Regions from separate parts of the Homo sapiens genome. Here regions 1, 2 and 3 are each linked to region 4. A link is a contact called in ENCODE Hi-C data. All regions are on one chromosome and are shown on one strand. Each heading gives the region's core, a stretch centred on a gene start or an enhancer-like site at or near the end of the contact. The rest is flanking DNA. Distances are from core to core; before and after follow the strand shown. Region 1 holds the start of ZNF337 (zinc finger protein 337). Region 2 holds the start of ZNF337-AS1 (ZNF337 antisense RNA 1). Region 3 holds the start of ISM1 (isthmin 1). Region 4 holds the start of ZNF133 (zinc finger protein 133).

Region 1 (4,112 bases), core at 1,391-3,890, 7.4 Mb before region 4:
AACTATAAAACATTGATGAGAGAAATTGAAAAGGATACAAAAAATGGAAAGATAGTCCGTGTTTTTGGACTAGAAGAATTAATCTTATTAAAATGTCCATTCCACCTTGTCTACAGATTCAATGCAATCCCAATCAAAATATCAATGACATTCTTCACAGAAATAGATAAATTAATCCTAAAATTTATATGGGACCATGAAAGATCCAAAATAGCCAAAGCCATCCTGAACAAAAGTAATAAAGCTGGAGGAATCACATTACCTGACTTCAAATTATGCAAACTATAGTAATCCACACAGCAAAATGCTGGCATAAAAACAGGCACACAGACCAATGGAACAGAGTGGAGAGCCCAGAAATAAATCCACACATTTATAGTTCAACTTATATCCCACAAAGGTGCAAAGAACTTACATTGGGGAAAGACAGTCATTTCAATAAATGGCACTGCAAAAACTGGATATCCATTTGCAGAAGAATGAAATCTAAAGCAATCCCCTCACCACATATAAAAATCAAATCAAAATGGATTAAAGGTAAATCTAAGACCTGAAACTATAAAACTACTAGAAAAAAACATTGGGGAAACACTCCAGGACATTGGTGTGGACAAAGATTTCTTGAGTAAGACTGCAAAAGCACAAGCACCTAAAGCAAAAGTGGACAAATGAGACCACATCACATAAAAATCTTCTGCAAGCAAAGGAAACAATCAACAAAGTGAAGTGACAATCCACAGAATGGGAGAAAAAATTTGCAAACTATCCATCTGAAAAGAAAGTAATTGCCAGAATATATATAAGGAGCTAAAACAACTCAATAGGAAAAAGACAATCTGATATTTTAAATGGAGAAAAGATCTGAATAGGCATCTCTCAAAATAAGATATATGAACGGCCAACAAGTGTATGAAAAAAAATGCTCAATGCCACTAATCATCAGAGAAATGTAAATCAAAACCGCAATGAGATATAATGTCACCCCAGTCAAGATAGCTTTTATTCAAGAGACAGGCAATAGTGAATACTGGTGAGGGTGTGGATACACCCTCATACACTGTTGTTAGGAATGTAAATTAGTACAACCACTATGGAGAGCAGTATGGAGGTTCCTCAAAAGAATTAATAAATATATACATGATCCCGCAATCCCACTGCTGAGTATATATCCAAAAGAAAGGAAATCAGTATTTCAAGGATATATCTGCACTCTCATGTTTACTACAGCACTATCCAAAATAGTAAAGATATAGAATCAAAGTGTCTATCAACAGATGAATGGATAAGGAAAGTGTGGTACATTAACACAATGGGATATTAGCCAGTCATTAAAAGAATGAAATTCTGTCATTTTCAATAGCATGTATGAAAATGGAGGACATTATGTTAAGCGAAATGAGGCACAGCATGACAAATATCACATGTGCTCACTCATTTGTGGGGCTAAAAACGTGAACTCATGGAGATGGAGAGTAGAATGAGATAGTTAACAGAGGCTGGGAAGGATGGTGGGTAGAGGAGATAAAGAGGGACTTGTTAATCGATACAAAAATACAGTTAGAATGAATAAGATCTAGTAGTTGGTAGCACTATACAGTGACTATAGTTAAGAACAATTTTACTATATATTTAAAAATAAGAGAGAATTGGAAACTTCCTAAAACAAAGAAATGCTAAATGCTTGAGGGGATGGATACCCCAATCACCCTCATTTGACCATTAAACACTGTATGCCTGTATCAAAACATAACATGTACCCTATAAATATGTACAACTAATATTTATCCAGAATAATTAAAAATTTAAAAACCAAAAGAGAAAAAGCAAACAGCAAGTATACCTAGTAAAGGCCTGAAATATAAAGTCTACGTGGTTTGGCAAGCCACAAAAGATATCAGCATATTATACACCCTACATAATGAAAGAATTCTGGCATTGATGCATAATTAGATAAATGGGGGAACAATTAGAAATTGAAATGCAAATGTAAATTGAGTATACTGAATTATGTAGCTGAAACCTTAAATTATTTGGTAAAAGACTATATTTTTAATAAATTTAATGGGAAATTAATAAAATATTAGAAAATTTTAAAAATAATTGTATATTTACAGTGTGTACCTGGAGAAAAATTAAACCATTGAGAGATCTAAATGTGAATGATAAAACCACAAAATCCGTAGGAAAATCAGAGATCAAAAGTACTACATAGCAAAAAAAAGAAACAAAAGAAAAAAAAAAGACATACCCATAATCAAAAGACAGTGGGAAAATTATTTACCTATATCATAGAAATGGGAAAATATGCTTAATGTATGTATAGGGCTACCTAAATAAAAGAAATCGCCGGTTCTGAAAGGATCCCTCCACGTCCAAACGACCATAGGCTCGCCCCACCTGTCAGAGAGGAGTCCTTCCGAGAAGTCCTTCCAAGGATTCCGGGTCGCGCAGTCCCGGGTGGACCGCTATGACCAATATTCTGGGGCGTGTACCTGGACGACTCCCGAGGACTCTGGGGAGTGTAGTCCACCGAGGGGATGCGACGCGCAGGGTCGCATAGCCTCCGGGCCGCGCCGAGGATGCTGGGTAGCGTAGTCCCGGCCGCGCTGAGGATTCTGGGTAGTGTAGTCCCGGGCGGCGCAGAGCGTTCCAGATCCCTGGGCGTCAGCGAGCCGTGAGATGCGTGGTCCACCATCGGTGACCTCACCGCCTCGGTTCGCCCTCAGCCGCCCCGGTGAGCTGCGCTCCTGCGGGTCCCTCTCTGCAGCGCGCCCTTCCGGCGCAGGAAGAAGGGCCGGGAAGGCCTGGGACGTGAGGGCGCTGCTGGGGCCGTAGCGCGCGCTCCTCCAGGCCCGGCGTCTCCGCGTTCTGGGGAGGGGCGGAGACCCAGGCCGCGCCTTGAAGTGGGCGGTGGGGCTGCGGCTTGCCGAGCGCCCCGGGTCTGGGCCGCCACTCAGTCTCCGTTCCCGGTTGCGTGTAGTGGCGGCTCGGGCGGTGAACAGCCCGGATTTCACAGGGGCGCCGAGCAACCCAGGTCCTCTTGTGCCAGGGTCGCCGCTCCTCGGGTGGGGACGGGCCAGCGGCCTAGCGAGCTGCCACGGGGGTCTTTTGGCCGGAGGTGGAGGGGGACTCGGCCACAGCCAGGGTCCACTGGTGGGGTGGGGGTTACAGCCATGAGACGGATGGGCTAGGTCCGACTCGGGTTCCCTCCGACTCTGATGCTCCAGACTTTATTGTGGGAGGCGGGACAGGGGAGGACTTCGCCCGCGTGTTTTGGGGAAGGGCCGCTGCTTTGGGTTGGGAGCACCCCGCCTTGGGACGATCTTCCGCGGATAGGAGTGTAGGCCGGGACCAAATGTCCTCGCACGGGCACGTCTAGACGTGTTTTGGTGGGGGGGGGGGGGGATCTGCGTGGGGCAGCGTCCGCGGGAGGTGAGGTGGCTGTGGGGACCCAGGTGGCCTCTTCCCTGGGGCCTTGCTAATGACGGCAAAATCCGGGTTCTGCCAAAATATATTTAAAAAGGTTTATTCCTAGTCAGTATGAGTGACTGTGGCCCAGGTTATTCAGCCTCAAGAGGTCCTGTGAAAGTGCCCGAGATGGTCAGGCTTGCAGGTTAATTTTATACAATTCAGGGAGACAGGAATTTCAGGTAAAGTCATAAATCAGGCTGAGCAGTGTGGCTCATGCCTGTAGTCCCAGCACTTTGGGAGGCCAGGAGTTCCAGAGCAGCCTGGGCAGCACAGCAAGACCCTGTCTCTACATGAAATTAGAAAAATAAAAAAATTAGCGGGGCGTGGTGTCCCATGCCTGTGGCCTCAGCTACTTGGGAGGCCCAGTCAGTTGAGTCCAGGAGGTGGAGGCTGTAACCAGCTATGTTGGCTGCACTGCACGCTAGCCTGGGTAACACAGCGAGATCCTGCCTCCAAAAAGAAAATCATAAATCAATAAGAGAAAGATATACACGGGTTCCTCCCAAAAAGCTGGTATATCTCCAAAGGGTTTACACCTCATGGGGGCACTTAGGGATTCTTTAGTGGACAGTTGGTTGAGAGACTTAAGCTACTGCCTGAAGACTGGAATCAGAAGCATGCCAGAGTTAAGGGGATTGCGT
Region 2 (4,078 bases), core at 256-2,755, 7.3 Mb before region 4:
AGTGGTCTGTTAAGGAGTTCCACCAGCGAGGTGAGAGACTGGCAATTTTTTTCTCTAAAGAGCTAAATAATGAATATTTTAGGATTTCCAGCCACGTGGTCTCGCTTACAATTACTCAACTCTGTCTGCTTCTGTATGGCAACAGCAGCCACAGACGATACAGAAATGAATGTGTGCGCTGTGTTCTAATGCAACTATGGGCACTAAAATTTCTTGATTTTCATGTGTAACAAAACACTGTTATTTTGATTTTTTAAATCCATTTACAAATGTAAAAATCACCCTTAGCCAGGCGCGGTGGCTCACGCCTGTAATCCCAGCTCTTTGGGAGGCCAAGACGGGTGGATCACGAAGTCAGGAGTTCGAGAACCAGCCTGGCCAACATGGTGAAACTCCGTCTCTACTAAAAATACAAAAATTAGCCGGGGGGTGGTGGCATGCGCCTGTAATCCCAGCTACTCAGGAGGCTGAAGCCGGAGAATTGCTTGAACCCGGGAGGCGGAGGTTGCAGTGAGCCAAGATCGTGCCACTACACGCCAGACTGGGTGACAGAGCAAGACTCCATCTCGAAAATAAAAATAAAAATAAATTAAAAAATAAAAAAAACCACTTAGCTCACTGGCTAAACAAAATCAGGTAATTGGCCTGTACCTGACAGTCAATTTCTGGTCACTAATGATGACCACATATCCAAATTACAGTAAAGGTACCCAAGAGAGACAAAGATTAGAGATTAGTGTTACGATCCCCGTTCTGCCAGCACTAGGAGACAAGAGTTGCTACAGCCCTTCCGCGGGTTTAAAAGGCGGTCGACGTCCCTCAACCTCTTGCTATGCCTGAAAACAACCGAGTAAAAGGCATCCAAAGACCTGAGAACGCAAGGTTTCAGGAAAACAATCAGGAAGGGCAAAACATGGGGCAGCCACTACACAGCCCCTCCGTCTTAGGGCACAGGTACTAAACGGGTTGTAAGAGACCCAAGTCACATCCTTCAGAAACGTGCTGGCGCGGGCCCAGGCAGACAGGGATTCCACCCCGGCGAAGGCCGCAAATGGCGCGAGGCGGGAAGGCGCAGGCTCCACCTTCCCCCGTCCCCAGATCACCTACAGTGACCTGCGCGTACAGGCAGGCTAGGACCGCGGGCGCTCAAGGCAGACATCAGGCCCGCCGACGTCTCCGCGCCGCCCGCCCGGCCACCCGGAGAGCCTGCTGCCCAGCGCCTGGCAGCGCGGACAACCTCTCTCGGGGAGGTGATGACGGTCCCTCGCGCCGGAGGGCCCAGGGAGGAAAGAGATAAGCAGAAAGACACCAGGGAAGAACACCACGCTTCGGACCAACGCCAGCCACAGCCACTGAGAAGTCGCCGCATCCGGCGGCGCCGACACACGTTTCCAGGGCTCTTGAGAGACCATACCCTGGGAGTCTCGCGGGATCTCACTTTTCTCGGCGGCGCAGGGAATGAGACAGATCGCGGGAATTCCACCCGCGCCGGGAGATGGTCTGGTGACTTCGCGGCTCCTCCCACGTCTCTCTGGGCAGTCCGCCTTGCGCATGCGCAGGCGGCGGTGGCAAGGCTACGGTTCGCGCCAGCGGCCGGCGCTATGGGGCTGAGCCGCGTGCGGGCGGTTTTCTTTGACTTGGACAACACTCTCATCGACACGGCCGGGGCGAGCAGGAGAGGCATGTTGGAGGTAACGTCCCCACCCATGGCGCTCCTCTGGGCGGGGTCAGTGCGCCCCGCCCCGTCCTGCACGCTCACCTCCCCTTGACCCCACTTCCACCCCGGCGCCGCGGGCCGCTCTTGCTGGTTGAAACCTGTGGAGCGTGCGGGTGCGGAGGTGGCTGGAGGCGCGCGGGCCCTGCGGGTCTGCTTTCCCTGGCCTGGCGGCCGCTTGTCACCCAATCTCGAGCCCTGGAGCGGCTGCTCGCAGGTGCCTTGGCGCTCGGGACGCGGAAGGGCTCCGTGACGGCTGCCACGGTGGCGGAGGTGCCCGTGGGCGCGGGAGGCGACAGCAAAGCCGCGAGACCAGGCGCTGGTCCCGCCCCCGGTCAGACTGTCGGTGTGGAGCTCGACAGAGGGTCGTGTCCCCCATGCGACTTTCGGGGTTGCTGGGAGGAGACATGGTAGAGTTAGCCCCAGTGTTGACCCAAGAAGGGACACGGCTGTCAGTACCGAGCCTGGACTTAAGCCCTGCTTTAGAGAATTGTCGCCGCAGAACTTCTTCTGGCCTCCCTGGCGGGGTGGTGGTCACCGTGGCTTTCTGACACGTGACACAGCAAAAGCCCGTGCTGCGAGGGCATGCCCTTCCTGAGGCGCTCCTCCGCGGCACTGCCCCTCTACACGCGCGGAGGCGCTTTCAGACCTTCCCGTGTTCCAGCCCCAGTCCACCCCGGCTTCCCTTTCTCTACCTTCAGCTTCAAGGGGAAAGGGAAGGATTTATCAGATGTGGAAAACTCACTTTCAAAAGCTAATTCATCCAAACCTGAGCGCCCCGTCCTCTTCATGCTTCATCAGTTAGTTTTTGTGTCCCTGGATCTTCCACTACCTCATCCGTTTTCTTTTTAGCTGCATTCCACTCCTGCCGCATATTCATGTTTGCCCTATAGTTTTAAAAAAGCTGTAAAAAGGATGCCTCCCTTTGGGCTATTCTTCCTGCTGTAGATGTTGCCTGTCTCTCTTGACAGCCATGTTTTCCCGGAGAAATCTATACCCGTTATCTCCTTGTCTCTACCTCCTATTTATTACTAAATCCATCGTAATGTCGCTTTATCTTCACCGCTAGACTGAAATAGACTTGCTGGATCACTAGGCATTCCCAAAATGCCGGAATCAGTAGACATTTTTAAAGTCTGTCTTCATGACTTTACTGAGGCATTCCACACTTTTAACTTGTTGGCCTCCACCTCAGGGGTGCCACCCTGTGCCATATTGCCTCCAGTATCTCTCGCTGCAGATGTTACATATTTACCTGTGTGTTATTAGTAAGCTGAGTCCTGTGCATTTCAATTAAATTATTGCTTTAGGCCAATTCTTGCTGTAGGCCCAGAGTTTGGGCTTTAAAATCAGACATTTGAATATGAATCACAGCTCTCCCAAAACCTAGCTGAAAGTGCCTCAAGGAATTAACCACTCGGAGCCTTATATCTTCATAAAATGTGAATTATATTAGTCCTCAATAACCCTGTAATACTTGGGAAGCCCATGGTTGCAGTGTCCACTCAGCGAACTATAGCACCTTCCACCCTCGTACGCTGTCTGTCCACCACTGCACATGCCCCGTGCATGTCTCAGTTACAGCTGAACTCATCTCTCACCTAGACTGTTGCTGTGGGCTTGTCTCCAGGTTTACCACATCCAGTGTGTCCTCCACATTCTTGCCACAGCAATATTTTTAAAACAAAGACTAAATCGTATGCCTCCCTGGTCTTTACACCCTCACTTATAGTAGTGCTGTATTTTGTTCAGATATTTCTTAATGCATCTGTCAAAGGATATTTCAATTAATTTTGCAACTCAGGTGCCTACTACTAAATAGTGAGCTTCTTGGGAGGGAACAAGCTGTCTTAATTATCCTCGTTTGACACATGGCAAATGTTGAATAAATGCTGGATGGATGGATACAAATTTTTACTTCGAGACTTGGTTCTATTACTGCCTCCTTTATAATTACAAATCATTGTAAATAATTTATGAATGGGCCGGGCGCGGTGGCTCACGCCTGTAATCCCAGTACTTTGGGAGACCGAGATGGGCAGATCACGAGGTCAGCAGATGGAGACCATCCTGGCTAACACGGTGAAACCCCGTCTCTACTAAAAATACAAAAATTAGCCGGGTGTGTTGGCGGGCGCCTGTAGTCCCAGCTACTGGGGAGGCTGAGCCAGGAGAATGGCGTGAACCCGGGAGGCGGAGCTTGCAGTGAGCCGAGATCGCGCCACTGCACTCCAGCCTGGGCGACAGAGCCAGACTCCGTCTCAAAAAATAATAATAATTTATGAATGGAGGAAGAGGGAAAGGTCCAGCCATTTATGGCCTTGGGCTTGGGGAGAAGAGGTCATATACTGACTGTATGTATCA
Region 3 (3,989 bases), core at 1,288-3,787, 5.1 Mb after region 4:
CTTCCAGAAATCTTGAAGATATTAAGAATTATCTCCGCAGTGTTAGATTGGTGGGTGCCCCAGTCTATAGGATGGTGGCATCTTCAACTTCCGCATAGAAATTCCCTCAGTCTGTCACTGTACTTATCTACCCACGGGAGAAGGTGAGAGAACCCACAAAGTTAGGACATTTTTAGAAATGTCTCAAAGTTAAAACAACTTTAAGCTTTGGGGTGTGTACTTTTCTACTGTTTTGTAATTGCGTGCAATAATCACCTTGCTTTAGTCTATCCTGGTAGAGACAAAATTTGGTGTAATCAAGAGTTTGGAATGTCTGAACTTTGACAAGTTTTTTAACCTCTCTGTACCTCAGTTTTTGCATCTGTAAATGAGGCTATATTAACAGTACCATGTCTTGTAAGATTATGGTTAAATTAAGTGAGTTAAATTCTGTAAAGTACTTAAAACGGTGGCACGTAGTAAACACAATGGAAGTGTTTTATTAGTTTTCTCTTTACGGTAAAGTTTTTCGCAATAAATTGTATAAAGATGTAAAAAGTGAATTATCAAAGACAATGAATATAAAGGCCTTTGGGAACAATGAATAATGCTTATTTCATTTTATTTATTTATTTATTTATTTTATTTTATTTTATTTTATTTTATTTTTTTTTTGAGACGGAGTCTCGCTCTGTCGCCCAGGCTGGAGTGCAGTGGCGCGATCTCAGCTCACTACAACCTCCCGGGTTCAAGCAATTCTCCTGCCTCAGCCTCCCGAGTAACTGGGACTACAGGCGTGCGCCACCACGCCCAGCTAATTTTTGTATTTTTAGTAGAGACGGGGTTTCACCATGTCGGCCAGGATAGTCTCCAACACCTGGCCTGAGGTGATCCACCCGCCTCTGCCTGCTAAAGTGCTGGGATCACAGGCGTGAGCCACCGCGCCTGGTTTGAGCAGATTTTAGGAGCCAGAGAATCCCCTCTGCCTCCTGGGAAAATCCCTGCTTGCTTTTGCCTATGCTCCAAGTTTACAGTTGTCCCACCCCTAGACTCAAGGAAAGGCGCTAACATAGCGGCAGGAAATGCCTAGCTGGGCAATTCTATTCCTAAGTCAGAACTCACATTATGTCTGACCGTCCACTACGCCCTCTCCTTGCCCTGAAGTTGAAATGGATAAACAGAATCCCATTGCTAAAGCGACCTTCAACGGGGAAGATCCTTGGGAGAAAGACTTTGCTACAAGTTTAAAAGCCCCAGGTAACCCTGGCCCAAATCACTACCGGTGCCTTCACTCTGCACCTTCCCCATGACCAAGGGGGCACAAGGGGGGAGGGGGGAACCTCAGGCGAGGCTCCCGGAGGAAGAGGAACACTGGAAGCAAGGGAACCCTGAGGGTGAGGAGGGGATGCCTGGCTATTCTCCTTGGGAAATTATGTCCTGACCTTTGGCATTGCTTCCTAAAGGGGTAGACTCCCGGAGTTCTTTCTCCCAAAGACTTCAGGGATATCATCCTATAAAGTCTCCTTGCGTCCCTCCAGCCTCGAGTAACATTACTCAGCCTCCGAAGGGCAACGAAAGACTGGTAGCACCCCCAAGCAAGCACATTCTCCACACTTCCTCTGCTCATCCCAAACCTCGCTCCTTCCCACCTCCCCACCAACCCCGCACCTGACCCGTGACAGACAGAACTGAAGGAGCGCAGCCCGCAGACCTGGAAGCCGGGTGCAGCCTCCAGGCACGTGCCCCCGCTCCGCCTCTGCCTAAGTCAAGTGGCCCGGGCAAAACTACTGCCAAAACAGTTGCTCTTAGGTGGGGCAGGGGACCTGCCTCCCTGCATCCACCCGGCACTAGCTCAGCACCCCCGCCCCACAAACCGTCCCCGCAGCCGCGCACGGCCCTCTCCGGCGGCGCACTCACCTGCAGCTGGGCTTGGCTGGCGTTGCCCGCGGCCGCGTCGGGCCCGTCGGCGGCTCCCGAGCCGCGCAGCACGGTGATGTGCAGCGTGAGCAGCAGCAGCCCCAGCAGCAGCAGCAGCTCGGCCGCCAGGCGCACCATCCTTTTGAGACGCGCGGCTTTAGGACCCGGCGCGGCGGCCGGCGGCGGCGGCGGTGACGCCGGGGGAGGAGGAGTAGGAGCCCGGGAGCCCGGCAGCGCGGCTCCCGCCTCGGCTCCCGCCAGGGCTCCGCTTCCCGGGCCCGCGGGGCTGGCGCTGGGCGCGGCGGGGTGTGCGGGGCCGGGGGAGCAGGAGCTGCCGGCGCCGCCGCCGCCGCCGCCGCCGCACCACGGCGGAGCCACCGCGAGGCCGGGGGTGTCCAAGCCGGCTGCGGAGCAAGCCCCGGCGCTGCCTGGCGGCGGCGGCGGCGGAGACGGAGACTGGGTCCCGGGACAGCCCGGGACCCGGGCCGGGCCGGAGGCCACCCTGCTGGCAGGGGGCTGCGGGGTCGGCGGCGGGGCGGGCGCAGCCGAGCCCCCGAGCGCACATGGGCGCCCCAGATGTGGCCGCGGCGCCGCAGCTGGAGCGGGAGCGGCCGCCAGAGAAGCGCGGGGAGGAGGAGGAGGAGAAGGAGAAGGAGGAGGAGGAGGAGGAGGAGGAGGAGGAGGAGGAGGAGGAGTAGGAGGGCTTCAGCTGCGGCCGGGAGTTACCTCCACGCTTGGCGCCCCCGCCCTCGCCGCCCCGAGCCACTCACCCGGCAAGCCACCTCCACTACTCTCCGCGCTCCTCGGGGCCGCCTGCCGCGCCGCCCCGCACTCGGAGTCCCGGGGAGGGCCGGTTCCAGATGGGGGCCCCGGGCACACCGAGGTTGTCACGGTTTGGCGGTAGCCGGGGCGCCCTCGGCGGCAGCGTCAGCCTGCCGGGCTGTACCAAGTGCCCGCTGCCGAGGTCGCTGTGACGGGCGCGGGTAGAGCCCTTGTGCACACTGAGGCTCGGGGCTGTGGGTGGGTGGGGTGGTGCCTGGGCTGCTTTAGAAACCTTTATTGGCAAACTGGAGCTGGAGTTGCAGTGATGGAAAACGGAGGGGGCGCCGGACAAGCCATGCGTCTGCCTGCGACCCCTGCCTGAAGCAGTCGGGGGAGAGGAGGAGTGCCAAAGTGTCGTTCCGAAGGGTCTTGACACTTGCTGGGCCGCCCGCTAGCCGGGCACGGCTGTTCGCGGATCCGCGGCGCCCCGTAGAGCCTGGGAAGGGAGGGGAGTCCGACTCTCTAGGCGTTCGTCTGGTCACGGGCGCAGGTGTTGGCTGGAAGCTGCAGAGACGCAGTGCCCGCGGCTCAGGCGCTCAGGAACTCGGAGTGAATCTCAGCTCTAGTGGGCTTGCCTCTGTGGGGGGCTCATCCCGGGGGTGCCGCGCCCAGAGGGGATTTGGGGGCTGGCGTCGCGCAGCTGTCGATCCCGGGCCACCGCCTCATGACCGCGCTGCAGCCTCGGGCTCCCGCGTGCGGCTCATGCCTTGCAGTGGGCGGTTGGCGAATGGAAGGGCTCTGGGATCCGGCTGAGGGCGCGGAGTCCGAGCGTCAGATGCTAGAGCGAACTGTGTCGGTCCGTGGCACCGCGCACTTCCCTCCTTGACCTTGCTCGGGCTCCCGCCTTACCGAAGTGACTCGGAGTAGCGGACGCTCAGTCCGGCCGGGACTTTTATACTGCGCTTCCCCTCCTCCTACCCGTTCCCTCCCTTCCTCCTCCCCAGCGCCGGCCCAGCCCTTCCCTCCCAGCGAGCCAAGACCTAGTCCACGCGTTCGCACACAGCCGCGTCGCACATTTCCAAGCCTTTCCCGCGTCCCGGACCCCAGTGCCTCCGGGATGGAGCCTCCGAATTCTCCCTTGGTGAATGAAATTAAATAAATAATCAACTCTTTCTTGACGGCACGCCTCCCTTTCCCCCTCCCCAATTTCCTACCTTCCTTCTCCGCGTCCTAGAAAGATTTAAGATTCTTAATTCAACTGCTTTCGAGTTCTCGCAAGGCATCTCAACCAAGTATTAACCAAATTAAGGCAAACCCTTGCGCCTTTGCGA
Region 4 (4,301 bases), core at 959-3,458:
GAAGAAATAGGAGGAGAAATGAGGCAGAGATAGGGAAAACTGGGATGCTGTTTCCAGATACTTTTCCCTCTCCTGCCTCTGACCAGGGCTGTTCTGACTGGTGGAAAAAAAAGATTTTTTTTTTAACAATGGGGGAAAACAATATGGGCTAGATATTAAATGATATTAATAAGTTATTAATTTTGTTGGGTATAACAAAATATAATTGTAACAATGTAACTGTATAACAATGAAATTGTGGTTATGTTAAAAAAAGAAGTCCTTATGTGTTAGAGATGCCTCCTGAAGTGTTCCCAGGTGAAATGATATAACTGGGATTTGCTGCCAAAACTCTAGCAGGGAAAAGAGTAAGTGAGAGTATTGGAAGACAGAAGAACAGAATGTTAACAACTTCACAGGACCTGACAAGCCCTGGGAATGAGCAGTCTGAACAAATACTGAAAGAAGGAATGTAGGGGAAGAATATAGGTGTAATGAATGAGAGCATCAGCTCTGAAAAATATTCCCTGTGAAAATGATCACTCTTAAAACAAGCCTAGTTTCCTGAAGGAACCAGCTGGGGCCCTGATCCCTGGATGGGACATTGTAGAACACAGACGTCAAAGCTGAGCAAAAGAAACCCACTCATGGTTCGAAATGCAAAAGGTAAGTGGCACCCACCTGAAGCTGGGCTGTCAGGAGCTCAGGAGTACCCCCTTTCCCCAGCAGGCAGTCCTCTCTGGGCAGACAGGAGCCACAGGGAGGCAGAACAAGAACAAAAAGCGTTCAAGAAAATCAAGGGAAATCCTCTCCAGCAGGGCAGTACCTCCTATTCCTTAACAGCATCAGGAATGAACCTGCCACAGAAGAAAAGGAGAAAAGAACTGCGGGCAGCTTCCTGGGAACACAGCTGGGGTACAGGTTGAAAGCACGACCTGCCCTGATATGCTGTTGACGCTGAGCATGAAGCGACCTTCTCTGTGCCTGTTATTAATGAAAGGTAATATTCACTGAACACTTAGTATACACCAGAGACTGTTACAGCCACTGTAGGAGTTTCACCTCATTCTATCCTTTCAACAACCCAATACGATAGATGCTATTATCCTCTTTAGGATAAAATCGAGGAAACTGAGGTACAGTGAAGTCAGCATCTTGCCCAAGGTGACACAGCTATAAAGTGACAGAGCCTAGAGGAAATGTGGCTGTGGAGACCGTGCTCTTACACAGTAAGGGCAGTGACGGTGAACTCTGGATTGCAAGGATTCTCTGTGTCCATTCTGAGATGAATCAAGATTGGTCATAAGGTTTTAAGTGTTGAATCTGGGTGATGGAGATCTGGTCTATAGAGTTCTATCTACTTCTGGCTGTTTGAAATTTCTCCGCAATAAAAACTTAAATGGAATGTAAAATCCCAAAGCCTGGCCACACCAGGGGCCTGGGAATCCGTAATTCTTGCGATCAATGACGGTCCCTGGGACCTTTGGAAAAAACCTGTCCTGTGCGTCCCAGCCAGACTTCCTCCTCCAACGCCCGAACCCGGGGGTGACCAACCAAAGTGAAACCCTAAGATCGCGGCAAAATGGCCACCCCAGATCCAGTCTAACCTTGGCTTGTTTGGTCAAGCCAGACCGCTCCTCATTCCACTCCAGCAAAGCCGAAGAATAGTGTGGCCCCAAGAGACTAGCCCTCAACCGACCAATGCCTCGGGGACACATGGCCCCAGGGATGGTTCCCATTCCACCACCTGGGAAATACCATTCCCCCAAAAAGCTTATTTATTCAACTCCCCCAAAACCGGGGACTTATGGCATCAGCGACTCCCTTTCCCAATACCCGACTTCAGCCAAAGCCGAACCTGTCCCCACCCACAAGAACCCTAGGAGAGAGAGCCCGATCCCCCACTCATCACCATCCAGTTTCACGGATGGGCTTCACCCAACTCCCCTGGAGATGCACGCCCACACCCCCAAAATAAGACATCTGGGAGAGGACGGCCTGCGCCACGCCAGCGCGTTCCCACCACAATCACCACCCCCGCGCCACCCGCACGGTCCCCAAATTCAGCCCATAGTCCAGCCTTTCGGGACCTTCCTTTTCGCGCAGAAAAGGGTACGGCTGCGGCAAGGGTCCCGCGGGAGCCTCACTCACCAGCGCCACCAAAGAACAAGGGGTCGCTCCAGCCACCAGCTGGGGAGCTCCTCCAGCGGGGCGCCAGGACTACACTACCCCGAATCCTCGGCACAGCGCCCGGACCACACCTCCCAGGATGCTCGGCGCCACCAGGCGCGCCCTGAAGGCCGGCAGCTCCCATTGGCCTCTGACGGATCCGTTTCTGAGTAACACGCTCCGGTCACCGGAGAATGGCCACTGTGGCACCTGAATTCTCCCTCTTTTTTCTTAACCACGTGCATAAAACACGTAGGAGCTCCCGAGAAGAGTGCCTGGCCCTACTGTGACCCTCCTTCTGAGCGCCTCTGTCTCGAAAACTACACTTCCCAGTGACCCCTGGAGCGACTTCCGCACCCGGTACCGGCCCCGCCCCTTGGCGCGCGGAAATGACGTTTCGGGGCGCATCTGTTCGGCTTCTGGGGTTGGCGGAGGTGTACCGCTGGCTGACCAAGCTTGTTCAGGTGCTGGTTTGTGTTGCAGCGGCCTGTGGTCTCCCTGGCTCCAGCCGCCTGCTTGGAAAGTCACGCCCCATATTCCTAAACACCGGGCGAACGTCATGTCGTATACCCTTTAGCTCCATTTAAAGCCTTGAAAAGGCCGAGCAGTCTGCCTGAAGTCTCACATCCCGTACGAGGTAGACCCGATTCTGAGCCCACGCCCTCAACCCGAATACACCTTTTCCGGTGCCCTGAGACCTTTTTCTTCTTTTTGAAATCCACGAAGTTATTGTTAAACTCTCATCTCCTGAGAAGCAGAAGCCTCAGTCTCGGGCCAGAGCTTGGCCTGCCGTCGGCTTGGATCTCTAGGTCTTTGTCCGGGATCCTGGTTGAGAACAAGATTGCGCTGGTGCCATCTGGGACGCCCCATCTGGGGAGCTCGAGGGGAAGGCCCACGTCACTCTTGAGAGGGCTTTTCCACCCGTGCACCCTCTCACTGCCCTTCACCTTCCTCAGATAGGCTTTCTGAAACTTTGTCATTCTCTTGGAAGACCAAGAAAATGACCACTGTCTGAAGGGCCAGGGAGATGAGAATTTCCTAAAATTCTTTTGTAGCTCTCAGAGGGTGAATCCATTCCCTTCTGGTACCCCGAGGCTACATTATTTATTGTGAATTCAGTTCAGTCCTGGCTCCGGAGACATGTCCAGTGTCAATTGGATTCATCCCTCAACATCATTCTCTGCCTCATGAGTCAGTCATCACCAAGAAATTAGTTGTTAATACACATAAAGGTTCAGAACAACAATGCAGGGATGCCTGTGTTCAAGTGTTCACTTGTGCTGGCTGTACAATAAAGACACAGATGGCTGACATCTCTTAAGCCTGGAAATGAAGACTTACAGGATGAGGTGCTGCCTGAGGAATTAGGCAAGATGAGGAGTTGGAAGAACACAGACGAGTAAGGAAGAGTGTAGGAAGTGTGAACAGAATCTCAGGGTCTGAGCCACTGGGTGGACTGTCATGACCACAGTGAGATTTTCAGCAGCACGTGGTCTTGCAGCCAGCTGACTTGCATATAGACAGGGATGCTAGATGTCCACCGTCTAGATGTACAGCTCTGTCATACAGATATTTGGTGTGTCCAGCCTCCAGTTTCATCTTTGACAGACCTCAGCATTTAATAATTAGGAGTTTCCATCTAGAAATCTGGATTGCCTGCTTTCTAAAACACTCTTTGCTGCCATGTCCTCTTTTTCTCCTGGCATTTCCCACCCACTCCATGCCATACCTCATCTGGAATACCCTTAGCTCCTCTGAATCCATCTGGTCCTTCAAGACCAAATACCTAGCTCTCTTTCGTGAAACCTTCCCTGATCACTATACTATAGTGACTACTTGAGACTCTTCTAACCCTGGCTGTACTTGGAAGCTTTTAAAAATACAATGCCTGAACACCACCCCAAGAAATGAGTTTGCAGTGGAGCCTGGGCATCCATTATTCATAACAGAGCTGTTTTCCTCTTGAGAAGGGAAGATGTTGTGTAATAATGTAGAAGAGAGATCTTGTTTTGGAAAATCAGAAGTTTAGTTATTGGTTGTTGCTATTTCTGAACCATATACCTCGGTAGATCATTTAACCCAGCGCTCTCAAAAACATGCATACATGTCACTTGGGATCTTGTAAGCAGCAAATTCTGAATCAGAATGCCTGA

Evidence for each region. A loop is a pair of places that touch in the nucleus more often than their neighbours do. Pooled maps may share reads with other maps.
Region 1: a map of CD4-positive, alpha-beta T cell shows a loop between it and region 4 (19-fold over the local background). The contact joins the promoter of ZNF337 here to the promoter of ZNF133 in region 4. A Hi-C loop is called at or near these places in 1 of 168 maps with a recorded cell type or tissue (CD4-positive, alpha-beta T cell) and 8 of 50 pooled maps.
Region 2: a pooled map shows a loop between it and region 4 (18-fold over the local background). The contact joins the promoter of ZNF337-AS1 here to the promoter of ZNF133 in region 4. A Hi-C loop is called at or near these places in 4 of 50 pooled maps.
Region 3: a loop to region 4 is called in a map of CD4-positive, alpha-beta memory T cell, with 10 times the contacts of the local background. The contact joins the promoter of ISM1 here to the promoter of ZNF133 in region 4. A Hi-C loop is called at or near these places in 2 of 168 maps with a recorded cell type or tissue (CD4-positive, alpha-beta memory T cell and naive thymus-derived CD4-positive, alpha-beta T cell) and 7 of 50 pooled maps.

The regions. Positions count from the first base shown.
Region 1 is chr20:25,695,381-25,699,492 of GRCh38, reverse strand. It overlaps ZNF337 (zinc finger protein 337), which reads left to right and starts at 2,640. Exons shown (of 5, transcript NM_015655.4): 1 at 2,640-2,734. LOC107985400 (a long non-coding RNA gene) reads right to left here and starts at 2,452. Exons shown (of 2, transcript XR_007067557.1): 1 at 2,330-2,452. RefSeq lists an enhancer at 3,127-3,236.
Region 2 is chr20:25,621,472-25,625,549 of GRCh38, reverse strand. ZNF337-AS1 (ZNF337 antisense RNA 1) reads right to left here and starts at 1,505. Exons shown (of 4, transcript NR_126465.1): 1 at 1,415-1,505. NANP (N-acetylneuraminic acid phosphatase) reads left to right here and starts at 1,536. Exons shown (of 2, transcript NM_152667.3): 1 at 1,536-1,691. The coding sequence starts at 1,602. RefSeq lists enhancers at 1,447-1,616, 1,588-2,263 and a silencer at 1,787-1,846.
Region 3 is chr20:13,219,822-13,223,810 of GRCh38, reverse strand. It overlaps ISM1 (isthmin 1), which reads right to left and starts at 2,537. Exons shown (of 6, transcript NM_080826.2): 1 at 1,897-2,537. The coding sequence starts at 2,034. It also overlaps a transcript of TASP1 not described here. RefSeq lists silencers at 2,106-2,175, 2,635-2,754.
Region 4 is chr20:18,286,434-18,290,734 of GRCh38, reverse strand. ZNF133 (zinc finger protein 133) reads right to left here and starts at 2,208. Exons shown (of 7, transcript NM_001352452.2): 1 at 2,131-2,208. RefSeq lists enhancers at 1,476-1,595, 2,156-2,495, 1,601-2,506, 2,586-2,635.